Linked DNA regions of Homo sapiens: all the other regions are linked to region 4. A link is a loop called in an ENCODE intact Hi-C map of the cell type or tissue named here. Cell type or tissue: OCI-LY7. All regions are shown on one strand. Links, peaks and the distances in the headings refer to the core of each region. The heading gives the core; the rest is flanking DNA. Region 1 has its middle 69 kb from the start of LINC02780. Region 2 has its middle 150 kb from the start of LINC02781. Region 3 has its middle 77 kb from the start of LINC01646. Region 4 overlaps LINC01134 (long intergenic non-protein coding RNA 1134). Region 5 overlaps LINC01646 (long intergenic non-protein coding RNA 1646). Region 6 has its middle 110 kb from the start of LINC02780.

What was found. A loop is a pair of places that touch in the nucleus more often than their neighbours do. Peaks named below come from ENCODE experiments on the same cell type or tissue, not always from the same donor. Only the 100,000 strongest peaks of a DNase experiment are listed, where the experiment ranks them.
Region 1: it touches region 4 in a loop (6-fold over the local background); 4 of 110 quality-filtered maps call a loop at or near these places.
Region 2: a loop joins it to region 4, with 22 times the contacts of the local background. A loop is called at or near these places in 13 of 110 quality-filtered maps.
Region 3: it touches region 4 in a loop (4-fold over the local background); 2 of 110 quality-filtered maps call a loop at or near these places.
Region 5: it touches region 4 in a loop (3-fold over the local background); 3 of 110 quality-filtered maps call a loop at or near these places.
Region 6: a loop joins it to region 4, with 12 times the contacts of the local background. A loop is called at or near these places in 2 of 110 quality-filtered maps.

The regions. Positions count from the first base shown.
Region 1 is chr1:4,042,360-4,047,633 of GRCh38, forward strand. No RefSeq gene overlaps it. Among named protein-coding and RNA genes, the nearest start is that of LINC02780, 69 kb to the left of the region's middle. In OCI-LY7, for the core only: no CTCF peak of the experiment used is centred there; DNase peaks (open chromatin) are centred at 2,292, 2,762, 3,442 and 4,242; H3K4me3 peaks cover 3,773 bases; H3K27ac peaks cover 3,829 bases.
Region 2 is chr1:4,823,382-4,828,655 of GRCh38, forward strand. No RefSeq gene overlaps it. Among named protein-coding and RNA genes, the nearest start is that of LINC02781, 150 kb to the right of the region's middle. In OCI-LY7, for the core only: a CTCF peak has its summit at 2,892 (motif pointing left); a DNase peak (open chromatin) is centred at 2,860.
Region 3 is chr1:4,492,097-4,497,370 of GRCh38, forward strand. No RefSeq gene overlaps it. Among named protein-coding and RNA genes, the nearest start is that of LINC01646, 77 kb to the right of the region's middle. In OCI-LY7, for the core only: a CTCF peak has its summit at 2,647; DNase peaks (open chromatin) are centred at 2,665 and 3,935; H3K4me3 peaks cover 459 bases; H3K27ac peaks cover 932 bases.
Region 4 is chr1:3,908,551-3,913,824 of GRCh38, forward strand. It overlaps LINC01134 (long intergenic non-protein coding RNA 1134), which reads left to right. Exons shown (of 4, transcript NR_024455.1): 3 at 5,142-5,274. Among named protein-coding and RNA genes, the nearest start is that of LINC01134, 11 kb to the left of the region's middle. RefSeq lists an enhancer at 2,673-3,558. In OCI-LY7, for the core only: CTCF peaks have their summits at 2,392 (motif pointing right), 2,591 and 3,654; DNase peaks (open chromatin) are centred at 1,241, 1,561, 1,911, 2,431 and 2 weaker places; H3K4me3 peaks cover 3,423 bases; H3K27ac peaks cover 3,710 bases.
Region 5 is chr1:4,582,145-4,587,418 of GRCh38, forward strand. LINC01646 (long intergenic non-protein coding RNA 1646) reads left to right here. Exons shown (of 5, transcript NR_147025.1): 3 at 133-430; 4 at 939-1,034; 5 at 1,195-1,562. Among named protein-coding and RNA genes, the nearest start is that of LINC01646, 13 kb to the left of the region's middle. In OCI-LY7, for the core only: CTCF peaks have their summits at 3,225 and 3,425; a DNase peak (open chromatin) is centred at 3,257.
Region 6 is chr1:4,084,310-4,089,583 of GRCh38, forward strand. No RefSeq gene overlaps it. Among named protein-coding and RNA genes, the nearest start is that of LINC02780, 110 kb to the left of the region's middle. In OCI-LY7, for the core only: CTCF peaks have their summits at 1,299 and 2,881; a DNase peak (open chromatin) is centred at 2,902.

The DNA of each region.
Region 1 (5,274 bases), core at 490-4,489, 130 kb after region 4:
GCAAAGGGATCAATTCAGCAAGAAGAGCTAACTATCCTAAATATATATGCACCCAATACAGGAGCACCCAGATTCATAAAGCAAGTCCTTAGAGACCTACAAAGAGACTTAGACTCTCACACAATAATAATGAGAGACTTTAACACCCCACTGTCAACATTAGACACATCAATGAGACAGAAAGTTAACAAGGATATCCAGGAATTGAACTCAGCTCTGCACCAAGTGGACCTAATAGACATCTACAGAACTCTCCACCCCAAATCAACAGAATATACATTCTTCTCAGCACCACATCGCACTTATTCCAAAATTGACCACATAGTTGGAAGTAAAACACTCCTCAGCAAATGTAAAAGAACAGAAATTATAACAAACTGTCTCTCAGACCAAAGTGCAAACTAGAAGTCAGGATTAAGAAACTCACTCAAAACCACTCAACTACATGGAAACTGAACAACCTGCTCCTGAATGACTACTGGGTACATAACGAAATGAAGGCAGAAATAAAGATGTTCTTTGAAACCAACGAGAACAAAGACACAACATACCAGAATCTCTGGGACACATTTAAAGCAGTGTGTAGAGGGAAATTTATAGCACTAAATGCCCACAAGAGAAAGCAGGAAAGATCTAAAACTGACACCCTAACATCACAATTAAAAGAACTAGAGAAGCAAGAGCAAATACATTCAAAAGCTAGCAGAAGGCAAGAAATAACTAAGATCAGAGCAGAACTGAAGGAGACAGAGACACAAAAACCCTTCAAAAATCAATGAATCCAGGAGCTGGTTTCTTGAAAAGATCAACAAAATTGATAGACTGCTAGCAAGACTAATACTAGAGTTCTTTTTAAAGGTCTTTGTATATACATGAGAGATTGCCGGTTGTTTTCCCATTATCTATTCTCCCCTTCTTCCATATTAATAGGACTTTAGCCGACATAATTTCCCAGGCTCCTTTTAAATTAGTTGTGGCCAATGGAATGTGAACAACAAAAAAATTATATTTAGAACTATAGATTCCTATACTTTAAAATAAGAGTGTAGATTCCTATATCTCCCCTTTCCTTTTCCTCTCCCCATCAGCTGGAATTTTAATATGATGCCTGAGCTGGATAAGCCTTCTTAGATAAGAAGGTAGGAGCCCTGTGTGAAGGATCATAGAATCAGAATGAAGGAACCTGGGTCTCAGCTCCATGGAGTGAACTGTCAGTGAAACCTAGACTGTTAACACACAGACCGCTAAGTGAAAGAAATAAACTTTACTTAGTTTAAATCCGTCATTTTGGCCACATTAGAGCAGCCTAACTCATAGCCAGTCCCAGATGTATACATTATAATTTTTTAAAATTGTTTATTAAAGTAGAGACAAACCATGCTGATGCTGCTTCTCCTCTTCTTCCTCCTCCTCTTCCTCCTCTCCTTCTCCTCCTCCTCTTTTTCCTCCTCCTCCTTCTCCTTCTTCTTCCTTTCTTATTTCTTCTTCCTCTTCCTCTTCCCCTTCTCCTTCTTCTTCACTCACTCCCTTCCTTCCTTCCTTCCTTCCTTCCTTCCTTTCTTCCTTTTTTGAGATGGAGTCTTGCTCTGTCACCCAGGCTGGAGTGCAGTGGCATGATCTCAGCTCACTGCAAGCTCTGCCTCCTGAGTTCACACCATTCTCCCACCTCAGCCTCCCGAGTAGCTGGGACTACAGGAGCCCGCCACCACGCCCAGCTAATTTTGTTTTTGTATTTTTAGTAGAGACGGGGTTTCACCGTGTTAGTCAGGATCGTCTCGATCTCCTGACCTCATGATCCGCCTGCCTCGGCCTCCCAAAGTGCTGGGTTTACAGGCGTGAGCCACCGTGCCCAGCCTCTTTCTTCTTCCTCTTCCTTCTCCTCCTTTTCCTCCTCCTCCTTCTTCTTCTTTATAATTCTAACCCATGGAGCTGAATATAAGCATTCAGAAGATGGTGAAGCAAAGTTCTGTCGCAGACAACGTTTCCAAGAAACTTGCTCAAAGCTCTTGCTCAAAGGAATGTCAGCAGCCACCAGAAGTTGGAAAAGATAAGCAAAAAAATTCTCCCCCAATGTCTTCAGAGAGAGTGTGGCCCTGTGGACACTTTGATTTCTGCCCAGTAATACTGATTTTAGGCTTCTGGCCTCCACAGTTACATAACAGTAAACCTCTGTTGTCTTTAAAGCAATAAAAAAAAAACTTCTCACTCAAGAAATATTTCTAAGCCAGTTCATATGCTGCAGAGAAAAGGCTGAGTGAGCTGACTGGCGATAGCACATGGACCAGCTTTTATGAGATCCTTCTGATTGTAATTCAGTGTGGCTTAATAATTAAGGCTATAAGCTGTGAAGATGAAGTGGTGTTTTCATTGTGGAGAAAAGCATGGTCATGGTTTCCATAGTATGGGTACAACTGAAAGGGTGGAAAGAACAAATCAAGGAAAAGGAAAATCTCATCCACTAGGGTGAAGCGATTTGCTCATGACCTTCATATGGAACATGCAGGATTTGTAGGGAGTAATCAGAAAAGCATCTTTCATTTTCTCTATCAGTAACCCTTTAAATGTCCTCAGTGTGGGTTTTCCTCCCAAAATAGAAACTTGAGCAATCTTATAATTTTTCCAGTAATATCCAGATAATAAAAAGCCCTATTGTCTGAGAACACCTGGACACAGGAAGGGGAACAGCACACACTGGGGTATGTCTGCGGTTGGGGGTTGGGGGAAGGAAGTGCATCAGTATAAGCTAATGCATGCGTGGCTTAATACCTAGGTGATGGGTTGACAGGTGCAGCAAACCACCATGGCACACATTTATGTATGTAAGAAGACTGCACGTACTGCACACGTATCCCAGAACTTAAAATAAATTGTTTTTAAAAAAAAGAAGAAAAAAAGAATGATACATTGGACTCTGGGGACTTGGGGGGAAGGGTGGGGGCTGGTGAGGGATAAAAGACTACACATTGGGTACAGTGTACACTGCTCGGGTGATAGGTGCACCAGAATCTCAGAAATTACCACTAAATACCTTATCCATTAAAACAAACACCACCTGTTCCCCAAAGCCCTATTGAAATAAAACAATAATAAAAAAAAAATCTGGCCCCTCTTGGAAAGCTGCCTGGAGCAGGGAGAGGCTGCAGAGGGGACAAGCCCAGGGTGGGAGATGAAGGAAGTGGGAAGTGGATTCTGTCAGTCTTGGGTGGGGCGTGTTCTTGGCAAGGAGCAGAAGGCACTCAGGCTGGTGGAGGCAGAACCTTCCGAGGTCAGGCTGAAGCAGACCTAGGGCCCCTGAGGCAGGTCTCTCTCTCTCTCCTTTCAGCTTCTCCAAACCCCAAGTCTATGTGGCCCAACTTACCAGTGCCACTACCCTGCATTCAAAGTCCTGATTGTTGGGAGAGAGACCCTGATAGGACCAGCTTGGGGCGGGTGTTCACCTCTGCTACAGTGGTGATGGGTCACGTGGAGGGGTCACATGGTATGTGAGCCTGCCCTGCAGATTTTGGCCTTGCAGCCTTGATAATTGCATGAGCCAATTTCTTATAAAATCTATCTTTCTGTATACAGATGGTCTCCAACTTATGATGGTTCAAATTACGACCTTTTGATTTTATGATGATGGTGCTTTCAGCTGTGTACATTAGCAGTGAGGACCCACACAACCATTCTGTTTTTTACTTCCAGTACAGTATTCAGTAACTTACATGAGATATTCAATACCTTATTGCAAAATAACTTCACGTTAGAGGATTTTGCCTAACTGTAGGCTAAAATGCAAGTGTCTGAATACATTTAAGGTAGGCTAGGCTAAGCTACGATGAGAGGGAAGTTAGCTGTAATTAATGCATTTTCAACTTAATAATATTGTCAACTTACAATGGGTTTATCTGGATGCAGCCCTATCATAAACCAGGGAGCATTTGCAGTTGGCAACAGAATTCCTCTCCAGGAGGGAACTGTCTTTATTTGGGAAAATACCTGCATGAACTGCTGAAGGTGGAAGTGGATGTCTGAAGGCCCAGCAGGAGAAGGTTCTTTAGAAAGGATCAGGAATTTGGGGGCAGAGTGAGAGCAAGGAAGAGACAAGGAGAGGTTGGATTAGGAAGTCATGGAGGTTGAATGTTTGGCTCCAAGTTATCCATGTTCTGCAATGTGAAGCCCTTAGTGGGTACTCACCTCCCCATAAACCGAAGCGTTCTGCTCATGCAGCCATCGTGTGCCTACTTCCTGTGAGGACACTGGCGGGGGATGCTGCTCTTCCATGCACACTGATGAGGAGTAGAGAGGAAAGAGCACCCACAGATACATGTTGGAGACCAGGAGCTGCACAGAGGCAGGCAGCTCTCCTCTGCAGAGTGACTCAGGGATCAAGCCTTTTGTGGCTCCCAGGTCCAAGAAGATGCAGCCTCTTGGGATGTGAAAAGCATGGAGAGGTGTTGAGATTCCTTGTGAACACAGCTAGGGCTTCAGGTTCATTTTGTCTACACCAAAAGGGCAAGGAGCCCCCAGCTTACCTTGGTGTTGCAGGCTGTGGCCAACTGCAGCAGAAAGCAGCAACTCAAAGAGTGGAGTCGCCTGTGGGGGCCCCCTCCCTGCACCTACTCAGGGGACCAGGTGTTTGGGACCATGCAGGCAGCCACTTCCTGCCCCCACCAGGGCTGGGTGGTTCTGATTCTCGCTGTGACTCCTGCATAGCAGTGAGAAGCTGTTCTCTGCCAGCCTCGCATCCTTGTTACATTCCTCCCATAGCTGGACCTCCCTTACTGCCTCCCACAGCCCCGTCAGGTTCATCATTCTTCATGAGATCAAGACTTGACACTGTTTTAGGGCACACTGGTTCATGCTGGGTGGGCACTAGCTCCTCCCAGTTGGTTTTGGCCCCAACTCATTTCCTGCTGGGGGCTGGGAGCTGCTGGGCTGAGAGTGCTGGGAGCTGGGCTCGAGGTGGAGGCTCAGGGTCAGAGCCTGGCTTCTCTTTCCTTGCATGGGGCCTGGGTTCAGGGTTCTTCTTGTTTGAAGCAAGTGGGCTGGGACCAGAGCACAAAGGCTTCAGGATGAGGGACTGGTGTGTTTCCTGAACCAGGATCTGTGAGCAGGCAGGGATTGGGGGAGGGTGGCAGGGAGAGGAAGGGGAGGAAGGAGGAGGAAGGAGGGAAGAGGAGGAGGAAGAGGAGAACACAGAGATGGGGAAGGGAGGAGGGGGAGGAGGAGGAGGAAGGAGAGGCAGAGAGAGATGAGCAGCTCTGCAGCAGGAAGTCAAGATGATTAGGAGAT
Region 2 (5,274 bases), core at 541-4,540, 910 kb after region 4:
TTACCAGATGTCCCTAGGAGGAGTCATAGACCAGTTAAACTCCACCATTTTGCCTCTTAGTGTGCATGCTTGAACCCACTTGCCCAGCTCCTGAGATGTTATATACGTATATACATATACACGTATATATACGTATATATACGTGTATGTATATATGTATATATACGTATATATACGTGTACATATATATACACACACACACACACACACACATATATATATGTGTGTGATGATGGGTCACTGCAACCTCTGCCTCCCAGGTTCAAGCTATTCTCCTGCCTCAGCCTCCTGAGTAGCTGGATTACAGGCATGCACCACCACACCTGTATAATATTTGTTTGGTTTGTTGTTGTTGTTGTTGAGATGGAGTTTCACTCCTGTTGCCCAGGCTGGAGTACAGTGATGTGATCTCGGTTTACTGCAACCTCCGCCCCCTGAGCTCAAGCAATTCTCCTGCCTCAGCCTCCCGAGTATTTGGGATTATAGGTGCCCACTACCACACCCAGCTAATTTTTGTACTTTTGGTAGAGATGGGGTTTCACCATGTCAGTTAGGCTGGTTTTGAACTCCTGACCTCAAGTGATCCACCTGCCTTTGCCTCCCAAAGTGCTGGGACTGCAGGCATGAGCCCCACATCCAGCCAATACATTTTAAGGATACAGAAGTTACAGGCAAAGACATAAATCAATATGCATAAGGTATACATTTGTTCAGCCTGGAAAGGTGGGACATCTTGAAGTGGGGCAGGGGTAGGGGATGGGGAGGGCTTATAGGTCATGGGTGGATTCAAAGATTTTCTGATCACCAGTTGGTTGAAAGAGTTAAGCTTTGCCTTAAGAGCTGAAGTCAGCAGAAAGAAAGGCTTGAGTTAAGGTAAAGGGGGCTGTGGAAGCCAAGGTTCTTATTATGTAGACCAGGCCTCTAAGTAGCAGGCTTCAGAGAGAATGGAGGGTAAATGTCTCCTTGGGGAACTTAAAAGGTGTTAGGCTGTAGTTAAATCTCTCCTAGATCAGGAAAAGACCTAGAAAAGGAAGAAAATTCTCTATTGAATGTAAATGTTCCCCACAAGAGACAGCTTTGCAGGGCCATTTCAAAATATGTCAAAGAAATATATTTTTGGTTAAAATACTTTGATTTCCTTCAGGGTCTGCTCTCTGTCAGGTGATGCTATACCAGAGTCAGGTTGAAATTTGGAATTTTATTGCCACAAAGAGTGTTTTGTCCATCTTATGATCTCTATTTTAATATTAGTTCTGGTCAGTTAGTTGTGCCTAAACTCCAAATGGAGGGGATGTAAGAAGTTGTGCCCTACTCCCTTCCTATCATGGCCTGACCTATTTTTTCAGGGTTCTGTGGGATCCTCTTGGCCAAGAGGGGGTGTCTATTCAGTTGGTTGGGGGCTTGGAATTTTGTTTGGTTTCTACCAGGAAGGGGCCTTACCACAATTCATAGGGGCCTAGAGGACACCTGGTTTATTATAAAAGCCAGGTAAAGAGCAAGAAACCGCAAACAATAACAAAACACCCTCATCAATAGCCATTATCTGAGTCTAACGATTGTTATTAAAGCAGGGAGGAGTGTCTGGGATATTTTAAGTGGCAGCTAACATATCATCTTGAGAAATGGAAAGCAGAATTCAGAAGCCTCAGGTTGCAGCCACCAGCAAGACACAGCAACATCTTTCATAAACAGCCCTCCAGCCCCTGCTCTGGGGCCTCCACTTCCTTTGATTCAGACTCAACATCAGATGCAAGTCCTTTCTGTGCGGGAAGCACAACACCAAACCAGGCTGTGTGCTGAGGCCCCAAAGCCATGTCTGAGTGAGCTAGAGGCTCACAAAGAGCCCCCTCCTTGCCCTCACCCCAGCCCACCTGCAGGCTGCTTGCCACATGATCTGACCTCTGGGGCCACAAGGGCCTGCACACCCGCACTCTGCAAGTGGTTGTACAATTACCCACGCCCACGCACACATGGATGTCAGAAGGCTTTGCACCAGAATGACTCCCTCTAGAACAGGTGAGATAGAAATCCACAGGCCTGGTTTGCAAGGTCACAAAGACCCTGCTGATAAAACCCGATGCAGTAAAGAAGCCAGCCAGAAACTGCCAAAACCATCCAAAACCAAGATGGCTGCAAAAGCAACCTCTGGTTATCCTCGCTGCTTATTATATGCTGAATATAATACATTAGCATGCTAAAAGACACACCTACCACAGCCAAGGCAGTTTACAGATGTCATGGCAATGTGGGGAGGCTACCCTACATGGTCTAAAGAGGGGAGAAGCCCTCAGTTCTGAGAATTCTCCACCCCTGTCCCAGAAAACTCATGAATAATCCACCCCTTATTTAGCCTACGATCAAGAAATAACCATCAAAATGGTCACCCTGCAGCCCTTGGGGCTGCTTTGCCACCCTTTTATTCCTTTACTTTCTTGAGAAACTTGCTTTCACTTTATTCTATTGGCTGGCCCTTGAATTTCTTCCTGTAGGAAAGCAAGAACCCACATGGCCTCCCAGGCTGAACCCAAATTTTGGGGTTCGCCCTGCAACACAGACACTCTCAACAGGGCTTTGCAGGTTCATGGGGATGCCCTCACCTCACCATACCTATCACACTCACTGTGCACTTGTGGTAACACACAACTCCTGATCCCAGCCATGCCCAGCCCCTGCCACCTGCCCACAGGCGTGCTCTGTATTAACTTAGGGGCCTGAAATGCCCAGGTCCACACAGGCCCCACCCCCACCCAGGAGCTAAGAGCCCTAAGGCCCTCTCCTTTTTCCCCCTGTTTCTGTTTCTTCCGTTAATACATCTCTCCCCTATAGGGGACTTGACTCCAAAGGGGCTGCTTGCCAGGCAGGAGCAGATAATATCTGCCTGACACCTACTGGCAATAAATGTCAATGCACAGACAGGTTGATGGGCTGAGATTGCTTCCTATTGATGGAGGATGATGAAGTTGTGGTTTGGAGTGTGATTTCTGGCGAAAAGCAAAGGGATGTTGCAAAAGGGTATCCCCCTCACCCCGAGCTGAGAGGGTGTGCCAAGAGTTTGTCCTGGCTGTGTGCAGGTGAGCCATATACACAGGGCGGTTACGTGTATCCCTGTGCTGCTGTCATGGAAGTGCGAGAGTGTGTGCGGAACTACGTGTGGAGAGTGTGTCTGGGAGTTCCGTCAGTGACCATGTGTTGGTGAGCATGTTACTGGGGCCACGGAATGTCTGTGTCTTCATCACTAATGGTGTGGGTATGTAGTGGTGGCCCTGTGAGGGTTGGTGTTCACCTGGGCGGGGGTGTTCATGGGGCCATGGAATGTCTGTGTCTCCATCACTAATGGTGTGGATATGTAGAGGTGGCCCTGTGAGGGTTGGTGTTCACCTTGTAAAAAGTAAAATAGAGGTTCCTCTTCAAAGACTTTCCTCCCTGTCTAATTAGGAATAAATAGTAACTTCTCTTAAAAGCAAAATTTATTCAAAGACCTGTGCTAACATTCTTAAATATCTGCTAGCCGTAATAAAGAAATCAATGTACTTTATGTTCTTAGCTCCCACAATTTAGCCTAAATATTTGCCCTGGCATGCTTATACTGGTCCAACAAGCATTAAGTCATAGCTTGTTCCTCTTCCTTATTTAAAAGTGTTTTTGTCTTTCTCAGCATTCCACAAGTTACTTTCTCCTTCCTTTGTTCTCCTCTACCTTTGCCTCTTTTAAAAAGTTCTAAATTGCTAGCCAATCAGGACAAATACAGAGTGAGGGGTCCCATTCCAGCCAATGGAAACCGTTCACAGCAGCAGGGTGGACGCGTCAGGTTACAAAATAACTTGACTCCGTTGTTCGGTGTACTCTGGTGGCAAAACTGCTGGTGGGTGTACCCTTTCTGCAGGAAGTAAAAATGGCCTTACTAAATAAATTAAATTTATGTTCAAGTGCTATTTTTTTATGGCACCGGAGAACAAGCATTTCAAACAACCTGGGCAGGGGTGTTCATGTGTGGGGTGTAGGGGTTGTCACAGCTCCAGTGCGGGATGTTGGAGAGGGTGTCTCTTCATTTCCACCCATAGGTTCCTTCTTAAACTTGAACTCTCTCCCAGCCAGAAAGGGTAGGAGCCTCTTCCAGCCAGAAGCGGGACTCGAAGCAGGATCAAAGGGCTGGGCAGTGTGGATGCCTTCACCTACAGACCAGCTTCCCTGACCTCTCGGGAAGCTTCATGTTCTAACCTAGAGAGAGAACAATATGTCTTGACTAAACACACACACACACACACACACTCTTGCACACTCTTGGACATGCAGGAAGGCAAAGCTCTACCACCCCATAGGGAAAAGTCCACAGGGAGGCAGAAGTAAACCCCTCGTCTACCTTCTCTGGGACGTCATGCTGCCAGGACGACAGCCGGGGCTCTGTGAGAGTGAGCCGTCCTCCTCTTAGCTCTGGTCCTGGGATTCAGGTGCTAACAGCTCCCATCAGCGTTTTCCCCAAACTGATGTTACTAGCAAATGTGCTGGTGGTGAAGACAGCGGTCATTTGTGAGCGCTTGCAGTGCGGCAGGCACCGTGCTGCTTGTTCGCGGGGATGGTCTCCTTTTACTCTGCGTGGCAACACTAGCAGTGCTGCTGTTTTCCTCGCTGGGGCTCAGGTGACAGAGCTCACCCTGGGTCACTTGGGGAAGACTGCTGGTCCTGTCTTCCCTTCTTTCAGTCCTGGCATCTTCCATGCCAGCTGGGCGGATGGCTGTGGCTGCCCATACGAAGCCTGCATTTCCTATGCGTTCTCACGTGTGTTGAGGTCATGTGAGCTCAGTCCAGGCCATGAGGTGCAGCTGAAAATGATGTGTGCTGGTTCCAGGGGTCTTCCCTTTGGGGTGTAGCTGTGCCCTCCCTGGTCCTTTTTCCTCCTCCTTGGGCTGGGCAACACCCAGGCCTGGTGCATCCCAGTGACCCTAGGAGGATGTTGGGAGCTAAGCAGTCACAGTTGCCCTTTGGGCCATGGCTGCTTACATCTGAGCTAGACCATGGGAGGGAAAGCTCTACTTTTGTTAGTCTGGGCCCTGTGCAGAGTGTTCTCTCGTTAGTACAGCAATGGGTACCAGAAATGGAACTGCCATACATAAACCAAAAGGATGCAGGGCTTGTCTGTCAGACAGCAGGCAGTGAGGACCCAGGCCTCACAAGCTGGAGGCTGGGGTGCTTCAGAGCATCCTCCATACAATCTTAGGATTGCTGGAATGCCAGTGACAGTCAGCCACAAGCTGGGGAAGAACTGGGTGGAAAGAG
Region 3 (5,274 bases), core at 440-4,439, 580 kb after region 4:
GTCATTGCTGGAAGAATGAAGCATTATCACCACAACTCCACCGTGAGGACAACTGGAAGCTCTGTGCCTTATCTCCCCTGGACTCACACCTTTGCTGATAATAGTCTGTATCTGCTCACTGTCATAAACCATAGCCATTGACTATAACAGCTCTTCTGAGTTCTGTGAGTCCTTCTAGCAAATTGGTGAACCTGGGAGTGGTCTTGGGGAGCTCGACAACAATACTCAGGTCTGCCTGCATCCTTCTGCCCTATCAAGTCAGAGCTCATGAGCAGATGCCGCCTCTTGTCTTATCTGCATGTGAACTGTGGTGGCTTTCCGGTCTCTGTGGGGCGTGGACGGCTGCCTTCTTATACAACGATAGCAACAACCTTGCCATGACATTGCCCCACTTAAACCTTTCAGTGACTCCCCATTGCCCCTGAGGTGGAAATCCAAGCCCACATGGACCTTGACCTCTGGGATTTATTTGGTGCCCCTCTTCCCCTCTCAGCATGACCCTGGCGCAGTTCTCCCTTTCCTGCCTGCATTACCTTCCTGTGGCTGCTATAATAAATTACCACACACTGGGTAGCTTAAAAATAGAAATGTATCATCTTGTAGCTCTGGAGATTGGAAGTTCAAAGTCAAGGTGTCTGCAGGGCCGCGTTTCCTCTAAAGGTGCTAGAGAAGGACCCTCTCTGCCTTGTCCAGCTCCCCTGGGGCTTCCCTGGGGCTCCTGATCCTCTTAGCTACAGGACTCATGTCAGGCTCTGTCATCCCACACCTCTCCTCTCCTCATAAAGACATAGGAGGAGTTAGGGCCCACCCTGTGACGGTGAATACTGAGTGTCAACTTGATTGGATTGAAGGATGCAAAGTATTGTTCCTGGGTGTGTGTGTAAGGGTGTTGCCAAAGGAGATTAACATTTGAGTCAGTGGACTGGGAGAGGCTGAGCCATCCTCAATCTGGGTTGGCACCGTCTTATCAGCTGCCAGCGCAGCTAGAATAAAGCAGGCAGAAGAACACGGGGGGACTAGACTTGCTGAGTCTTCTGGCCTCCATCTTTCTCCTGTGCTGGATTCTTCCTGCCCTTGAACATCAGATTTCAAGTTCTTCAGTGTTTGGACTCTTGGACCCACACCAGTGCTTTGCCAGGGGCTATCAGGCCTTTGGCCACAGACTGAAGGCTGCACTGTCAACCTCCCTACTTTTGAGGTTTTTGGACTTGGGCTGGCTTCTTTGCCCCTCAGCTTGCAGATGGCCTATTGTGGAACTTCACCTTGTGACTGTGTGAGTCAATTCTCCTAGTAAACTCCCTTTCATATATTCATCTATCCTATTAGTCCTGTCCCTCTAGAGAACCCTGACTAATGCACACCTTAATAAAAAATGTCATCATCCTGGCCAATTCCATCTGCAAAGACCCTATTCCAAGTAAGGTCATATTCTGAGGTTTCAAGTGGATGTGTGTTTTTTGGGGACACTGTTCAACCCCACCACACTGTCTTTGAATACATCAGGCTGCTTCCCAGCCCAGGGCTTATGCCTCTGCAGTGCCCTCTGCCTGGGACCCCGATGCCCACATCTCTGTGTGGCTGCCTCTTCTTCTTCTTCTACACTTTGAGCTTAAATATCCCTTCTTCTTAGCAGGTCCTCATGGCTCCCTCCCTCTGCACTGTTTCCAGCACCTGCTGCCCTCAGTGCATTTGCTGAAATGCTCTCTTTATCTTCTGCCTGCCTGCTCCACCAGGCTGTTCCTTCCGTCAGGGGCTGTGTCCAGTGAGGCCCTGGACCCACAGTGCTCAGGTTCAAACCTGACCCTTCCCCATCCCATAAAATCCTGCGAGCACTTCTGTTTTTAAAAGCCAATGACACTTGCTGTTATTTGCAAATAATTAGTACATGTGAGCTTTTCAGAGATATCTAGAATGTGGTCAGAAACGCACAGATGTTGGTGTTCCACAGAGCAGGGGCCATGTCTCCTCTGTGCACAGCTGGTCATGGACAGCTGGGCCCACAGTAGACACTCCCAGATATTTGCTGAATGAAAGGATGGAATTTGAGTGGGGGAATGCGCCCGGCATCCCCGAAAGGGCTCATCTGGTGTTGGCTCTTTGGGACAGCTTTGGACCTCAGCTCTGGGTGGGGAGGGGCCCACTGGCCTCTGACCAGAAGGTCCAGGACATATGCCCTCCGTGGGCTTGTCCAGATGGCAGCATGGTCTCCTGACCTGCTGCAGGAGACAGCTGTGAGGCTTGCAGCCTGAGGTGGCCTGGCTCACGTCTGGGACCAAGGCACTGTCAGTCACTGATGTTTATAACCTGAGGTTGGAGCAGAATCTGGGATGTGACTGGGTCCTCATGCTGGGACATCCCAAATCCAAGCAGGATGAAAGACAAGGGGCAAAGCTAAGGTCGCACCCCCACGCAGGCCCCCTGCAGCCCCTGGATGGGGGGCTGCCCCTCCCTTTTCTCCTCTTTATGGGTTTGTAACTCTGGGTCTAGGCTCTGAAAGCCCAGAGGCTGGAGTTCTTGTCTTCCTTCCCCTTCCAGGCCCCAACAATTTCCATCCCTGCTCAAAGACGGGAGAGTGTTTCCCTGACCTCGTCCTGGGCAGTCTGCACCAGGAGCTGGGCAGGGAGCTCAGCCAGTGGGGGAGACACGTCCAGCCACCAGGTGGCCACAGAGCCCTCTGAATGCCCGACCCACGCCCCATGGCCCCTCCTCCTCCCTTTGCCACTTGGGACTTGGGGAGATGGCAAATGTGACACCAAGACAAATGACTCCATTTTTTCTTTTCCCTTCGTTGCCTCCAGCATGTGAGATTATTTCAGTTTCAAGGATGGGTACTGGGGGAGGCTGGGGGTGGACGGGGAACCTGAGGGTGCAGAGTGGGGTTTGTCATGCCTGTCTTCATCTCAGCGGCCCCACTCTGAGTGGCCCTATCTTTGCCCATCTTGATTCTTCTCAGTCTTTCAAGCCAGGCTGAACCGAGCCTTTCCTGACTCCCCCAGTTAGAAGGAATCAGCCCTGTCTCTATGTTTCTGCAGATTTTTGAAAAGGAACAACTGTCCTTGTACAAAGCCCAACAGACCTCCTTGCCTTTTCCACCAGACCCTCGGGCTCTTTATTTACTTTGCCTCCTTCTGCCCTTAGCGGGGTGTGTATGTGGAGGAAGGCAGCGTTGGGGAGTGGGCAATGCAAGGAATGGAGCATGGAGAAGGGGAAGGAAGCTGTGCATGGATTGATGGACACGCAAAGAACTAACTAACACAGGGCTATTTTACGCATATACACATCGTATCTTACTATACACAGCCTGTGTATGTGTACACAGTGGCTATTAGGTATTACACACACGTATGCATATAAAACACATATAGCATACAGTGTCTATTGTAAGATGGAGAACATAGCAAAGGGTGCTATACAGCATAAGAAGGGCATAAAGGAGCTGTGTTTATGTACTTGAGACTCAATACATTCCTTTCAAATGGGAAGAACAAATAAAAGAGGATGTTGATATTGGGACCAGATGCTGGGAAGTTGATGAAACATACACTGTGGGTAAACAGCAAGTTGTCATCACTCTGTTGACTTCCTCTGTCACTGATGGATTGTTCTGGAGGTCGCAGGACTCATGATAAATTGCTGGGGCTTGTCACTCACCAGGTCTGGGTTGGGCAGCAGCTTGGGAAGTAGGGAGAACGCAGAATGCTTGAAAAGCCATCTTGACACATAAGTGTGTGACATTCTCCCTAAGTGAGGCTCCCTCCAACTCCCAACTGGGGGAGGGAGAGCTGCCTCCCAGCCCCCGACAATGCAAAATGAAAAAGCGAAGAGTGAGGTCGTCCTGGAGGCGGAAGAATTTCTCCACTGTCAGAATGCCGGGTTTGCACCTGTTGCTCAGAACCACTTTTCACCTTCCGTCTTTTGCAGTTGATGTCCCAAGAAGTACCATGGAGCAGGTGTTTCCTGTGCAGGCCAGAAAAGGCGTGAGAACATGAGGCGGTGGAGGGGCTGTCCTGATGTGGGCGATGCCAGTGTGTGCACAGTTGCACATACGTGCACATCCAAACACACATTCACATGCACACACGTACTCATACATGCTCACGTACTCAAACATGCACTCACATACACAGACACATAAATGTATACACTTTCACATGCACACACACACTTGCTTATACATGCTCACATGCTCACACTCACACAAACATGCACTCACATAGACACATATACATATATACACATTCACAATATACACACCACTCACACATACACTCACTCCTATGCATACACATTTATATAATATACACACTTATTTACACAGGAACACACATACACATTCATATACCCTCACACATATACACACTCATATACACAGAAACATGCACACACATTCATATACATGCACATACTTCCACGTACACTCACACTCACAAACACACACACTCACTTGCATATGCCCATACACTCACATACTTACACGTATGTGCACTTACATATACAGACACAACTTACTCACTCATACACACTCACAATATACACACACGCTCACACATACATACTCATATATACCCACTTGCATGCATTCACACACACATACAGTCACACCCTCACTCAAACAAATGCACGTTTGCACATGCACACACATATACACCCCCTGTACACTCACACACATACTCACCTATTCTCCTGCACATGCACACACAGACACACAGACTCACACACGTGCACACTTTCACTCACACACATGCACACTGTTTTTCTCTCACACACACATGCACACTTTCACTCACATACATGCACAGACACTCTTTCTCTCTCTCTCTCTCTCTCTCTCTCTCACACACACACACACACACATGCATTCCCTCTGGAGACGCAGTGGTGCGGTGCAGTGTTGAATTTTCTTCTAGAGAGCAAAGAGGGACCAGGAAGAGACGCATCTGCAGGCCAGTCGGCTGCCTCCTCGTGACAGTGACTCCCCGTGCTCCCAAGCCAGGAACAGAATCGTGATGCTTGGGAAATGTGCATGCACCCTCAGCAAAGCTTCCTGAAACCCAACTATTTTGGGGACCCCATTCTCCCAATTAAGATTGTTTTCCCTTCCATGGCCCGTGAATGTGACTCACCATCCTGGAAAGTTGTCAGCTTGCTGTAAGGGCCCTTCACCATCTTGGCCTTGGTAATGACAAGATGAATTCGTTCTGATTTGGAAGTTGTTGCTCTAATTTTTGCACCCAGGCCCATGTTATCGCTCCATCATGGGTTCTGGAGCCCATC
Region 4 (5,274 bases), core at 632-4,631:
GGCCTCACCCTGGTACGAATCACAAGTTCAGGTGCCCAAGGCCACCCTCAGTTTGATGATTCTAGAAGGACTCCCAGAACTCCTTGAAAGCTATTACACTCACAGTTGTGGTTTCTGTATTAGTCCATTCTTGAATTGCTGTGAAGAAATACCTGAGACTGGGTAATTTATGAAGAAAAGAGGTGTAATTGGCTCCTGGGTCCACAGGCTGTACAGGGGCATGGTGGCACCTGCTCGGCTGCTGGGGAGGCCTCAGGAAGCCTCCAGTCCTGGCAGAAGCCAGAGGGGAGCCAGCCTGTCTGGGTGGGAACAACATCTACATAAATCAGTTCCTTACCGGGAAAGGATACAGATTAAGATTGGCCAAAGGAGGGGAGGCAGGGGGCCGAGTCCAGGAAAAGTGCCCCAAGCGGAGCTCTTGCTGTCCCTTTCCTGTGGGACTGGGACTTGTGACTCTCCTGCGTCAACGTGGTAGCACGAGCGAGGGCCAGCCTCAAGCCACAGTGTCCAGGTTCTCACTGGGGCTCCATTCCATGGGCATGGCTGATTGAGTGACCACCCAAATGGTCAGTCCCCGTCCTGCGGCCGATTGCCACCGTGTGGTCCCCATCTCCCACCCTCCATGACACCGTTGGTCTTTCTGGCATGGCCAGCCCCACCCTGAGACCATCATGGTGGCTCTCCTCCACCCTAAGTCACATCACTGGACTCTCCTGTGTAACCCAAGGCCCTGGGCAAACAGTGACTCCTATCAGGCAGGACATCGTGGAGGTCACCTCCCAGTGGCTGAGGACAAAGGTCAGGCCTCTTTGGGGCAGGATTCAATTCTTACCGCAGACCTTCCTCCTCCCACACACAAGTGAGCTACGGAGAAAAGGGAATAGAATATCTCTCTGGTGGGTCTGGAATGCCCGTTTTCGGAGGCTGGTTGGAACTTTCTTATCTCCTTTTATTTCTGATTTCTGTTGAAATTCCCCGGAACTAATGCCTATTGTATGAACCTGATTACAAAGAGAGAGATTTTACAGAGCATTTTTCCTCTCAGGAAAAAGGAGGCACCCTGCTTTTTTCTCAGTGAGAGAGAAATGTTCTTTGAATAATTTTTTAATTTACTAAAAAATTTTTGATCCTACTGCTAAGGGGATGCAACCTTCCTGCAGAGAGGCGTGCAGATAAAGTTGTCTTAATATTTGCATTTCTGCAGAGCATGGGCTGCTGCAGCCCGGGGGGTGTGTACCGTGGTGATTTGTAAAGTGACTTCTACCCTGTCACAGGGGTGAGGAAAATGGGTCCCCAGGCTGTGAAGGCCTCGTCCCTCCCCACGGCCATGGGAACCGGACTGAGGTTCCTTACTTGGCTGGACACAGTTTGACCCAGACTCTTCTCCAAACCAGAGGCCAGCCTTCCCACTTAGTAAAAAATTCGTTATCCTTCCCCTAGATGTTATTAATTTCTTCCTGGGGTTTTAAAGAAGTCAGTGCATTTTATGGCCAGTGGAGTGTTGATGGTTCAGTGCACATAGCACCTGCGTCTGTGAGTGGAGTGTTGATGGTTCGGTGCACATAGCACCTGCGTCTGCGGTGATCAGCACCCTCGGGGCAGAGCGTTGCATCCAAACGGGCATTTTCGGCGTGATGTTCCCAGTGGGGCTTTTCCTAGCAATGGCTTTTTAAACTCTGCTGCGAGGACGCCCAGCATCAGCGACATCCAACTCCCTGGAACGGCAGGGCTGCCACTGAACTTGTGTGGTCCAGGCCTGGAGTGTCCAGTTCTCTCTCAAGCTGGGCACTGGGTCCCCGAGAGTCTCCCAAGGACAATGGAGAAGCAGGATGCGCGGGCTCAGAAGCAATGCGGCCCCCCAGCACTGCATGCCCAGCCACCCCAACTTCTAGGCAGCTGCAGGCTCCCACCTGCGCAGAGAATAGGCTGTTCACCTGCAACGGCGGCTGGCGCCGGGGGAGGTGGGCGTTCTGGGAGAGGAGGAGCCCCTGGCTGCATGGCTGTGCCGTGGGTGGTGCCGTGGACCTGCTGGTGGCCGAGTCCCTCTGAGGGCTGCATGTTTTGAGGGGACCCTGGCTTTGGCCTGGCATGGACCCTCTTGCGCAGATCATCTCGTGATTCTCCTGGCAACCCTGTGAGACGGACGGGTTCTTTCATTGCCCACTGTTGGCACCTGGGGAGATGGAGGAGCACAGAGGGGACACACCTTGCTCAGGATCACACAGCAAGGAGGTGCCAAGGTCGAGTTGGACCTGGACTCCCCACTTTCACGGCCATGTGGGTCTCTGCAGGGCACCCTTCCTGGAGGAGGACCGGTGCAGACCCCTGTTGAGTAGGGGACAGCCGCCTGGAGAACCACCCTTGGCCGCCTTAGGTAGGTGCCAGCGCAGGTGTCTGCAGTCCTGACGCCAGGGGGCAGGATGAGACAGGGGAACGAAGTCGGTGCGGCAGGCGTGGCGGCCTCGCCGGTCTTTTCCTGGGACGCTCTCAGGATGGCTCTCGGAGGGTGCCCGGGCGGCAGGCAGGGCTCAGAATGCGGCTCCGTTGCTCACTAACGGCCTTCAGAGTCTTCTGAGCAGTCCAGGATGGGGGCAGCAGCTGCCTCTGTAGAGAATGTGAATCTTTGGCTTCTCAGGTATCCAACACCTTGGCAAGCACCAGGGAGTGAAATCACTGAATTAAGAATGTGTTTGTGAGAAGTGGCAGCTGCTTCCCGCTGGGGCTCAGGGAGGGAGTTGCGGGCTGGGCCGGGGGCTGCTGAGCTCCGTGTCCACTGCTGTCTGGTCTGGAAACAGCGTGAATCCCGGTGACCGCCGCTCCCTCCCAGGCTGTCCCGGCAGGTTCTGAGCTGGTGAGAGGGATTTCAGGGTGGTGGGTGCTGTGCTGAGGCTTTGCTCCCCTGCTGGGTTGAGTGTCTGCAGCCGCCCCCACATCCCCCGCTTTGCTAGTCTTTTCCTTCACGCAGCCTTTGCTGCCCAGGGGGACCCACCCCAGCTGTTCTCGGGAGCCCAGCCCCTCTGCAGAGTTCTTTAGGCTGCTCCTACCCAGAGGGACCTTCCCAGCAGGTGGGCCTAGCTTCAGATCTCCAAGTCTGTGGTGGCCCCCACCCACTGAGACCCAGGAGGCCCAGCGGGACTTGGGGTTCAGGCCAAGGTTTGTCTGGCTCCCTCCTTCCTCCTTCCAGGCACGTTGTCTAGAAATCACCTCATCTCTTACAGGTCACCAGTTAATTGTGTTGGAGGAAGCTCTGGGATGTACGGGTCTGAATGGCCCACAGCAGTTCAGGCCCTGGACTGAGCCTGGAACCCGCCCCCAGGGCTGGGTCCTGGCCTCGCCCATCTGTCTCCCTTGAGGGGAGGGCTGGGTTCTTCTCTTGGCCTCAGTTCCCTCCCGTTTGCCATTCCAAATACTTTTTATTCCCTCCCCCTTCCCCCAGCATCTCCTTTCTCTTCCTTTGTCTCCAGCCTTGTCTGTCGCTTTGCTTCTGGGCCTTGGCATCTGGGCATGAACCCACCGCCTCCAGCCAGTGCGAAGAGTGGGCGCCACTGGCCGGGTTCATCTTGCTGTGGTGGCGTGTTTGGGGGACCTGGGGGGGGACTGATGGGTCCCCAGGGTTTCTGAGGATGTGGGCCTTGGAGCGCTCCCAAGAGGCCAGTCTTCGTTTAACGTGGGTGGTCCCCACAAATGCTGGGGATGGGGGGTTTCCGGCCGCCCTCTGGGCATGAACTTTGGGCCTTTATCCCAAGTCTTCGGGGCAAGGAAGGGGAGTGGGAATTAAACTGGTGCCGGCCGTTAGGTCCACCCAGCAGATCTACCCGGCAGGCACAGCACCGCGGTCCGGAGAGCGCCAGTGCCTGTCACCAGGAGCAGAGTGAACCCCTCGTGGGTGCCAGCTCCTCCTGCCCCTCCTGAGCCTGACGGGGCTACGGTTTTCAGTGGCTGCGACGCCACAGGACCTGTGAGGAGAGACTGCACCCTGAAGGTCTGGCGGCGAGCGGATCCTAAACAAAGTGAGGCCTAGGAGCGCCGTCCTGAAGGCACTGCTCTCCCCAGGGCCAGCTCCTGGCTATGGGGTCAGACAGGTCGCTGGGTCCTCACAGCCAGCGCAAACACAGATCCAGGCGTGGTCGTCCCGTGTCCAGGGAGCTGCTACCTTGTGCTGCTGGGACCTGGCATCGAGTAGGTACAGCCAAGCCCACAGGAACGGAGCCGTGGCTTCCAGGGTCGTGCAACCCTGGCCTGCCCTGGGCTGGCTGAGGGGCCCACCACCCTGGGCTGGCACTTGGGCTCCCCTCAAGCAGACTGCCTGTCTGCAGCCTCATCTCCTGAGAGCGGAGCCTCAGCCAGCCTAGGTGCAGGTCACCCTCACACGTGGCCGCACCAAGGCCACCTCACAATCACAGCCATGCCACATGCTGAGCCCCCGAGATGTGCAGGCCACATGCCAGCTGGCTGCTTCTGTTGTGTTTCTGCGGGAGCTGCATGAGGCTGAAGGAGAGACCCGGGCAGAGAGAGGCTGAGCCTCTTGCTCTTGGAGGCAGACGCGGGTTTCGGTGCTGCCCCCCTCTGACACCCTGGTCGACATTTCTGTTCCTGCCTCAGGCCTCCTCCTTGAACCTGCCTCTGACCTCACCAGGAGTGGGTTTGTCTGGCGACCAGACCCTGGTGGCCTTCTGCTGAAGCCTCTGCAATCGTTCCGCACTGGGGGCTCGGTGACCGCAGGTGGACCCTGCTCTGTGGGAAGCAGCCTGGGGGCTACGGGAGGCAGTGAGAGGGTCACCCCATCTCTCTGGAGTTTGACACAGTCTCCCATCTGGCCTCAACTGTACTGACCCCTGACCTCTGACCTTCAAGCCCCCAGGCCCAGTCGAACTGGTACCTTAAAAGGACACGGCCTGTTGGTGTCTGGGTGAGGCCACTGGGTCGATGTGGATGGAGGGTGGCTGGATGTGCTTTCTGGGGGTCCTCTGGACACAGGGGGTGCTGTAATCCCCTCCCCTTCCTGGAGACCTGGCGGACACGCCTCCTCCCAGGGACGCCCAGGCAGGCCAAGCCCAGGTCCACAGGTCGCCCTCTGTCTTCCAAGCATTTGAAAGACACTGACAGATGATAATACCTTTTTTTTTTTTTTTTCCATTTAGGGAAAGGCCTGAAAGTAAAATTGTATCAACATTAGGTTTGGCTAATGTTGCCATTAGGCAAACCTAATTTTAATGAAGCCAGGAGGTTCTCGTTTTGGGCCTTGACTGGACAGGTTTGAGCTAGAAACCACTT
Region 5 (5,274 bases), core at 799-4,798, 670 kb after region 4:
ATCTTCAAGAAGGCAAGAGTCCACTCCATGAGAGAGGGAATGTGGGCTTTTGGCTGTCAGGGAAGCTTATGGGGGTTCAGTGGCCCAGGGTCCTCTGATTCAGCAGTCTTCTCCCATGTATCGCCTTTCCAGTTCTTGGCTCCAGTGAGGACGTTATTGCTGAGAATTAGATGCTGAAGTTGGCACCATCAAATAACTAGTCCTGGATGCATGTCACTAGTAGCAGCCATCTCACTGCCTCAGGAACTCAAGTTTACCATGGTCACCATGGCCTTGGAGAATACTCACCTCATCCTTTTTGTGCATCACTCGCTCTCAATTCTAAAAAAGGAGAGAACATCTGATTGGCAAAGCCTAGGTGATACAAATATCTGGAATTCTCATCTTTTGTAATGGGAAGTAACTCTGCTTGCTGTTAAGATTCACAGAGGTAGGAAATTTTCCAAGTGTAGGAAAGGCAAAGCAAGGCAGCCAAAAAGAATGGCAAATGTCTACCACTTCCCAGCAAAATTGAGACTGTGTTTTCTTCTCTTGCTGGTGAAAATAATTTTTAGATTTTAATTTTAAAAAAGCAAAAATTAAAATTTCATAGAAAGATCCTGATGTATTTGGTCATGATGGTGACAAAGCCCAGAGAGACCCACAAGCTGGGTGATCTTTCATCCATCCAAGTCCTTATTAACTGAAAATTAATTATATGGTGTGCATCCTGCTGAGCCCAGGAATCCAGGAAAAATTAACCCAGAAATGGTCACAGGCTCTCTATGTGGAAAGATATAGAACAAATAAGTGGTACAAAGAAACACACAATTGAAAATATCATAAGAACAAGGAAGAAAAAGTATGTGTTGTTACAAGACTCTAGAATAGAAATCTAAACTTGTCTTGAGCTCATCACCTCTCTCTCTCTCTCTCTCTCTCTCTCTCTCAACTCTCAGTAAATAATCACCAGCTCCTGGAGGGGCTCGTGGGTAGGTATGGAGAGAGATGAGCAATGGTCTACACAGATGACAGAACATATCCACATCCCTAAGGTAGGAAGAGACTCAGTAAGTTCTGGGAAAAACTAGCTGAGTATAACACAGTGAACCAAGTAGACAGAGACATATTGTGGAGCTGAGAGGTAGGTTCTAGATATTTGAGATAAAACCAGGGAAGTGATGAGGAGCACATGGTCTATTTGTGGTCTCTTAGCAGCTTTGGAGTAAACCAGAGTAAAAGCAACCAAAACAGAGTCCAAGTCAGGGTCCTTCCATCCTCAAACCAGGCTCCAGTGGTCTGCTCTAGCTCAGGCGTGATTAGATTTGCATTTTAGAAAGAAACTTTGGCTACCACATGGAGAAATAATGAGGAGAAGCAAATGAGAAGACCGCCCAAAGCAGCAGTTCTGGCAGGAGATGGGCACTGGGTCTCCTAGTTGGTGGCTGAGTGCAGATGCTGGCAGGATGTCCTGAAGGTAGAATGGAGTGCATAATTCTGCAGGTGTGATGTATCTTCAAATATTAGAAAAGCAGGAACATGCTGAGAGCGAAACAGAAAAATAAATCAAAAAGAAATCAAAAGATTTATTTCTAGAGTATATAGAATACTATAGTTCTGTTGTTTTGGAATCTTCCAACCCTGTGCTCTTTTGGGGGCCACTTCTTGGAGTTTTAGTCAGGATTCTCCAGAGAAAAAGAACTGATAGGATGTGCATATATATATATATATATATATATATATATATATTTTTTTTTTTTTTTTTTTTTTAAGGAATTGGCTCAGGCAATGGTGAAGATTTGGCAAGTCCAAAATCTGATGGAGGAGTCTGGCGGGATGGAGACTCCGAAAAGAGTTGCAGTTTGAGTCAAAAGGCAAGCTGTCAGTGAGCTAGGAAGAGCCGACGATGTTGCAGTTCAAGTCCAAAGACCCTCTGCCAGCAAACTTCCCTCCTGCTCGGAGGAGCTAAATCTTTTGTTCTATTTAAGCCTTCACCTAATTGGATAAGGCCCACCTGCATTATGGAGCTCATCTGCTCTACTCAAATCTACTAATTTGAATGCTAATCTCATCCAAAAACACTGTCACAGATACATTCAGAATAATATTTGGCCAATATCTCGGCCCAATCAAGTTGACACATAAAGTTAACCTCCACAAGGGCTGCATCTGAAATCCTAGATGGGAACACTTCGGAGAGGTACCAGCAGGTTCCTCGACTCACTCCTAGGGCCCCTTGTGCTAAGGCTTTTCTGTGGCTCTCAAGCCATTTCCAGGAATTGAGTAGAAACTCTCTCTCTCTCTCTCTCTCTCCCCACCCAAACAATATTCCCTGAAAGCTATTAATTCCTGCAAGCAGGAGCTCAACTCAAACAAATGTTTCTATAAATGGCCAGTCAGCAATGGGCGGCTTGGGAGATGTGGCATCTTGTCCCTGGGGACCTTCAGTAAGAGAATGCAAATCATCTGTTCCGTTGCGTCTAGCCAGGGCACCCACTGGCTTATGCAGGAGCCTGCGCCAGATGTTTTCCTGAGGTCTCTTCTTGCTCAAGGATCTGATGACACCAACTCTTCATTTCTTCTGAATCAACAGCTGCTGATTTCATTCAAATAATCTAATTTGAAATTCTGTTTCTGGAACACAGACAGCTTCATCCGCCCAGGCAGAACAAAGGAAGTGGAACAGGGGCCTTAATAGGAGATATTTTGAGTGTTTTCAGACATAGAAGTCAACAATCTGTTCATTCATAAGGGCTCTGACCTCTTGTTTTGAAGGAAAACAGGAAAAACAAGCTGGGTACAAAGAACATAAATATTTTACTTTCACCCATTCTCCAATCTGGGCTGAAACAGGAAACAAATGTCTCCTCTCCACCTTCCCCACCTCCAAACACATCTGTGAGAAGCAACGTGGAGATCAGATGATGGAAGTGGATTTAAAAAGTAATTTGCCACTTTTCAAGAAATATAAGTTGCAGATGCATCTATTCATTTTAGGGAGAAGAAGGGGGGTACTCTGGGATTCTTAGGGGAGCTTTTGGGAGAGACGGCATTGTCTCCTTCCCATGTGGATGTGTGGAGTCAGCCAGGAGGGAAGGAGGCATGGTCACGGGAGAGGAGGGCAGGCAGGCTCTGACAAGTGCATATTGGGGTCTCGGTGGAGATGCCCAAAGGATCTACCCCACAGGCAGTGAGAGTCTGGAAACGCACGGTTGGAAGGCTGCACTGAGCTTCACATCGGGGTCTGCGTGAAGCGCCCCATCTCCTGCCCCTGGTGGCGCAGCTCGGTACTGCCTCTGCGTCTCCTCCCTGGCGGGGTGACTGCGGCAGCCCCGGAACTGCCTTACCACAAAGGCCAGAGGCACGGTCTCATCCCATTGCAGTTTCGGGTTCTTCTGGGAAATTTCCAAAGGAAGGACTTTCCAAAGGACTTTCCCAAGGAAGGTCTTGGCCGGATCAGGGATGGTGACCGGGACAGCACAGCTGGTCCCCGCTGAGACCAAGGCAAGGGTTGGTACTGTGAGCTACTTAAAGAGGTGAGATTATTTAAATCCTTTTTGTGGGGAAAAAAAACTGAGACAGGTTTTCCCATGATTGCAAAAATGTCACATCACTTTTTTAAAATCAAAAATTAAATGTACATGATGATAATATAGAGGGGATTGCTGCCCCTTGGCACCAAAGTCATCCAACATGACCTGGTCCTAGAAGAGGAGGCAGCTGCCACAAGCACAGCCGCACCCACATCCTTGCTCCATCCCCTGTCTGGAATCAGGAGAAGGGCTTCCTTCCACGCTGCTTCCTCCCTGGGGATGTCTGTGCAGGAAGCCTAACTATTCCATTAAACCGGCAGGGGCCTTGGGAACCCGCCATGAATCAGGCTTGTTGTCGGTACCAGCCACGAGGATAAATAATGACCCTCTTTTCAAGGAGAACACAGTTTTGCAAAGAAAACAGATGCATGTTGTATTGTCATTTGTAAAGCAAAAGGGAAATCAAAAATATGCTGGAGGAAGCAGAGGAGGACTGACCAGGCTTGTGGGAGGGTGCTGAGGAAGGCTTGCAGGAGAGGGAGCTTCAGGAGAGAGGATCAAGGGAGTCTAAGGGGATCAGGAACTCCCTGTAAAGGCTCAGAGGACAGAAGGAAGACTGTGCATTGGATGCTACTGATTCAGGAGGGTGAAAGGGATCATAAGAGGTGAGATGGAAACTCAATTTGGAGGCAGAATGTGAATACCCTTCAAAGGCAGACAAAGACGTTTAGACAGCAGAGCAAAGGTAGAGGCCCATTCCCCTGATGCAGTCATTTGGAACACCGGGTTGAACTTCTGTCCAGCAAGGCAGAGATGAGAGCTGAGTAACGGGACCTGGCCTGGGAACAGAGGGTCCACCTGTGGGTTCCTGATTTCCCAGCACTAGACCATGAGAAGTCTTGAGCAGAGATCACCCTCAGCATCCAGAGGTCCTCAGAAGGGCACATCCAATGTTGCTCATTTATTCACTCATTTATGAATTCATCATTGATACAGTAAAGCCCAGCAGACCTACATTTCCCTTAGAGGAATTCAAGCTGTGTGAGCTCAGTGAAGAGGAGGGAGACTAAGAGAGGAGGCAGGCACGTCCTCCCGAGAGAGAGAAACGTAGCCTCAGTGGTGAGGTGGCCCCTGCCCCGCCCCATGCTCTGCCAGAGAGGGGCTTGGATCTGCTGCCCCCAGCCAGGCCACCACACTCACATTTTGCATCTGGCTGGATTGGGAGAAACTTCTTGTTCAAATGCTCCTGCTGTTTTTATAGCACAGTCCCTTGAATACATGCCAACTGCTTTATCTAGACACCAAACCACGTCAATAGACCAAACCAGGCTGAGTGAATGTTTTAGACCTTTCAGGGGGATCTTGACTGCTAGCACCTCTTCTCTCTCAGCCAGTTTGGGATATCTACATCCAGGCAAGAAGTTTCCACATTGTCCCCAGTGTGTGACTGACCACTTTCGGGGATGAACAGGTGTGTGTGGCACAGTCTCAGGCCCCAACTCCACCCACGAGGGCAGTGGCCACACCCACCAGAATGGTGCCATCCAAGAGGTTAATTCTTGATCCTACAGTTTAAAAGGTGGCAACTGATGCTTCCTAACGGGATATCCTTTCCTTTGCCTTCCTTCCCTTATCCTCCAGCATCCAACAAAGGCAGCCAGATGGGCTCAGTGGAAATGATGTGGCTTCAGAGTGAGTTCTTTTTGAAAACTTCTAAATGGCAGGGTTGGCGCTGGGCGTCACCCCCATTCACCCAACCCCG
Region 6 (5,274 bases), core at 447-4,446, 180 kb after region 4:
ATAACTGAAACAATGTAAATAGTGTGTGCCTGATTCCAGTACAAATATAGAAAGCCATCCTGCAATCTGCGCCCCTGCTGGGGCAAGTCTAGGAAGATTTTGCATATGCAGCAGAAAGGAAAAGCTTAGAAAATTACAGCAGAGAATACCTGAAAGCCAAAACTTGCTGGGATAGTGACTCCATTGCTCTTTGTCACCAGGCTGTGATCCCTTACAAGACTTTCAAAGAGTGACATGACACCGTGGAAGTTTCAGAGCATTTTCCGAAGAGCAGAGTGGAGGCTCTCGTCAGCCAAGTGAGCTGTTCTTGACAAATGCTAAATTAGGTTTCCCAGCACAAAATTGATGAGTGATACATTTTGTCAACCACGAACAGAGAAGAGATCAGAACGAAGGTTCATAACTGCACAGCACATGGCAATGAGAGGTGCGTGTCAGGCTGCTGCTGAGAAGTTTGAAAAAACCAACTGCAAAGTTAAGTTGTCTATCATGCTGGGAGGGGATGGGATGATGATGGCAGCATTCCCTCATCCCAGGATGCCGTTGAACACAGCGTGTGTAAATGTCATTCCCAGTGTGTGTGCACATCAGCCCGCCTCTCGCTGCATGGCTGGATGAAGTCCCCCTTGTGGGAGAAGAGCTGAGGACACCCAGGTCCATGTTACAGGTGAAGAGTTTTTGCATGGCCAGTGATGCTTCTGTGAGTTTCATTGAAGACTTGAAAAGCTACATGTGGTCAGCCCCAATGGCGTGCCCACCTAGCATGTGCATCCTGATGGGGCTCTGGTGCACACGTCCCCCAGGGACCCGAGTGCTGACAGGCTCTGTTAGCAGGAGCAGGGAGTAGTTCTCACCACAGATAGTGAGGTTGAGACCAGGACCTTCATCTTTCCAGGGTTCCGAGTGGTACAAGGAAGAGGGCAGAGGGAAGCCACATTCCACTTTCCAATGGAAGCTGGGGGGACTGTGCTTAGACAAGCATTTGAAATGAGAGATGGACTGAAAATAGCTCTTCACCTTCTTCACAGACCAGGAAAGGTCATGGATGGGCAAGAGCATGGTTTGAAAGCCAAGAATAAGACACTGGAATTGTTTAAGAAGATGGTTCCATGGGAAATGGCTCCATGTTCCAGATTTCATTCTCTCTCTACTTGACACGGCTTTTTTTTTCTTTGCTGATTGGAGCAGGAAATCAATAATGCATATTGGAAATATTTAGAAACTCCATCCAAAGTTGCATTAGCATGTAAAGGATCTCTAGAGTCCAGTGCGACAGACAGCTCCCTCTATCTTTCCCCACATGTTGAGACACTTAAGTTCCCAGCCTTGAACAACCTGCCATCCCACAGAACTCTGAAAGTGGCTTCAGTGAGAAATTCTTCAATGCTGGTCTTCGCTGCCTGCGACTCCTGCAGCCCCAGATGGTGGGCCGGGATGGTGGGAGGGAAAAGCAAGCTGAGAACAGCTGCAAGGTTGTCTAGGATTCAAGTCATCTTCATTAAGCCAACTCTAGGGGGCCTGTGAGGGTTCACAGACACCATCTATCTCTCGACATTTTCACCATGGTCTTTAATCTTTAAATGCTATGTTTTACTCTCCTTTAAGGAGTTACCTGAGAGCTGTTGGTTGGTATGTGGGCCCAATGCCTGTTAAGTCATATATATACTGTGGGCCAAAGTTTCAGCTCCGATGGCTTGTGGTCAGCATTTGATGTCATGATGGACAGAGAGAGCATTTGTTTGGTGCCTACTGGGTGCCAGAAGCCAGTCCTGGGCTCCTGCCCCCAGGGAGGAGCCCCAGCCCTCTGCTCAGATGCCCCCTTTGCTTTAGCTGGAAGGATATGGGGAAAAAGGGCCTCCGCCAGTGTCTCTCTCACTGAGCATTCTCCCTGGGGTCACATCTCCCCTCAAACCTGATCTGATAACTATGTGACCATGGAAGTTTGCAAAGAGGGAGGCTCTGAAGAGGAAAGTGGGTTCTGACCAGCTGCAGCTGCAGAGGGCTGGTGGGCAGGGTGCTCCGGCGGGGGGCTCCGGTGCTCAGTGCTCCTGTCCTGTGGCCATTCTGCCCCAGAGAAGCAAAAAATCTGTATTAAACTCTGTATCGAAGATGAGGAAGAGAGACCTGTGTCAAACTCTGTATCGAACATGAGGAAGAGAGACCTGTGTCAAACTTTGCTGCCCTGTGCAGCAAGAGGGAGAGAAGCCTTCAGAGCACCTTGTTCCAGAGACTCCCCGTGGGCTGCAGGAGCTGGGCACTGCTGAGCTTTCTGCAGGAAGCCTTGGCCCCTTCTGGTGGAGGCGTCCTTCTGTTTTCCAGAAGGCCTCTGTCGCCAGAGCTCGGCTAGGGATTGCCGAAGGGAACTAAGTAATTAGCCCCAATTTATATTAATGACATTTTAGATTAGCTGCAGCTGAGCCTGGCCTCCGTCCTGCGCACTGGGGACCTAGATGTGAAGGGGAAATGTGAAAATGTAAATAAAAAAGCAAAAAAGACAAAATAATGGCGCCAGTTGTGTAAAAGGGAAAATGTGGGAGGAGGCGGGAGGGTAAGGGGACGAAGCTGGGAGCACCTGGAGTGGGTGCCTTGGGCTGCCCTCACACCCACAAGGGCCCCTCCCTCCTGGTCATCTGTGATGCCCCCACCCACATCACCTATGAGGGGCCCTGCAGCCACATTCACTGACCTCCACCCCATCCCCTAGTCGAAGGCGATTGGTGCAGGGGCCAGTCAGAGCTGCTCCCCACCCTGGAGTCCACATAAGAGCATGGAAAGGTCACTCCCGGCAGGTGGCCACCCCCAGATGGTGGCAATGGGTGCAGGCTCTGAGCCCTCTGCTTATATTTAAACCCTAACTCCACAGGGCAGGATCCTAGATCATCGTGTACTTTGGGTCCCTCTGCCTGTAAAATGGGGTTGATGACACCCAGCTGGGTGGGGCCTGTGGGAGGTTAACCTGGCAGGTGCTCAGCTCTGTGCTGGGCCCCAGGGCTCACTCTGCTGCACTGATGAAGCATCTCTCTCGTCTAGCACCCTGTGTTAGTTCACTGTTGCCTATAACAGAATACCTGAAACTGGACCTTTGTAAAGAAAAGAAATGTATTTCTTACAGTTCTGGAGGCTGGGAAGTCCAAGGCTGAGGGGCTGACATCTGATGAGGACCTTCATGCTAGTAGGGACCCCACAGAGCCCTGAGACTGTGCAGGGCATGGCCTGGCACGGGGCTGAGCGTGCTGGCAGGGTCTCTCTTCCTCGTCTTTGTAAGACCACCAGTCCCACTCTCCTGATAATCCATGAATCCACGAATCCATGAATGGATGAATCAGCTCATGGGGGCAGAGCCCTTATGACTCAATCACCTATTGAAGGCCCCACCTCCCAGCACTGCTGCATTGGGGATTAAGTTTGAGCACGGGTTCTGGAGAGGACAGATACTCAGACTGTAGCACAACCACTCAGCTGGGCTTGTGGTTTCCTTTCCAGGCTTATCTGTGAAGTGAATGAATGAAAGATGAGTAAATTAAATGAATGAGTAATTGAATGAATTAATCTGGGTAGTTTGCCTAAGGTTGACACCTAAGAAAGAAAGGCTGGGTGTGGTGGCTCACACTTGTAATCCCAGCACTGTGGGAGGCAGAGGTGGGAGGATCTCCCGAGCCTGGGAGTTCAAGACTGCAGTAAGCCTTGATCACACCACTGCACTCCAGCCTGAGGGACAGAGTGAGACCCTAGCTCTAAATAAATACAAAATAGAAGGGAAAAATTTTCCTTCCTCCCTCCCAGGTTTCCTGAGACAGCTCAGAACATTTGTCTTTCCAGTTTGTCCGTATCTGCAGCATGGGGGCAGATGCAGAGACTGTCATGAAATGGGGTGGGGGCGGCGTCTGGGACCTGCCTTGCTTCTCTCTGGAAGGCCTTTGCCACAGATTTGCCATTGGCATGGGTTGTCATTGGCATGGATTTGCTGTCTGTTCCAACAGAGATGAGGTGGACTCTGGGAGACAATGTGCTGGCCGAGAGCAGGGCAGGGCAAGGCCTCAGGCCAGGTCTCATGTCCAGGGTGATACCTGAATCCACCATCCATGGCTGTTTGCACAGTGCTGTGTCTGTCCTGCACTGCAGTGGGTGCTGCTATCAGATGCCATGAAAAAGACAAAGGACTACATTTTAGGAGGTGAACAGACAGCAAGCAAGTGACCCAACCAATGTCTGTGTGATGTTCACCTGCGGTGAGGGCTGAAGACCCCTGGGCTGGGGTAGGGGCATCTGACTGTCCTGGAAGAGAAAGGAGAGCAGCTTGGGAGAAGAGAGGGTCAGAGGGTGGGAGATGGGGATGGGGAGACACCTTAGGGAGAGGCCCCAAACTGGGGGGCTTCAGAGAATGGAAGCCAACGTGACCGTGAATGATGTGGAGACGGGGAGTCAGGGCCACCCGCCAACTCCTCAGGCCTGGAGGGAGTTTGCACTCAGTTTGAAGGACGGTGGGAAGCAGGGTCTTTGGGAGCCACGTCAGAAGCTGGTGGCCGCCACAGAAGAGACGCTGAGCCTCCCCTCTCCTCCCTGGGTCCTGGGGCAGGAAAGTATGGGGCTGATGGGGCCCCCAGGGGACCCCGTATCCGCCGATGCTCAGAGGAGGAGGCCTGTGGTGGCGGCAGCCCCGGCCCTTCCCGCATCCAGTCCCAGTCTTGGTCCTGGGGAGGCAGAGGCTGTTTTAATTTTTATTCTGTTCTTGTGTTAGTTTTCCGAGGTTGCCACAATGACTCCCCACAAACAGGGTGACTTAACACAACAAAAACGTATTCTCTCTCAGTCCTAGGGGCCACATGTCTGAAACCAAGGTGTGGGCAGGCCCATGCTCCTTCCAACCACCCTGGGGAGGGTCCCTGCTGCCTTTTCAGCCTCTGGTGGACCCAGGCATTCCTTGGCTTGTGGCCACATTGCCCGATTTCCACCTCCTTCTCCACATGGTGCTTTCTTCTCCTTTCACTTCCCTTCTGTCTGCCTCAAACCACCCTCTGCTTTCTCCTACAAGGACACCTGCCATTGGACTAAGGCCTATGGGGATAATCCAAAATGATCGCATCTCAAGATCCTTAGCCTAAGGACATCTGTAAACACCTGTGTTCCAAATAAGGTCACACCCACAAGCTCCAGGACTCTGAGAGTGGGTGAAAAGTGTGTGTCATACTTTGCTTCTTGAGGGGCCGCCCTGCAGCTCCCATCTGTGGTACTCAGAGTCCCAGGGCAGCAGGCTGCACTTGCCTCTGATGAAGG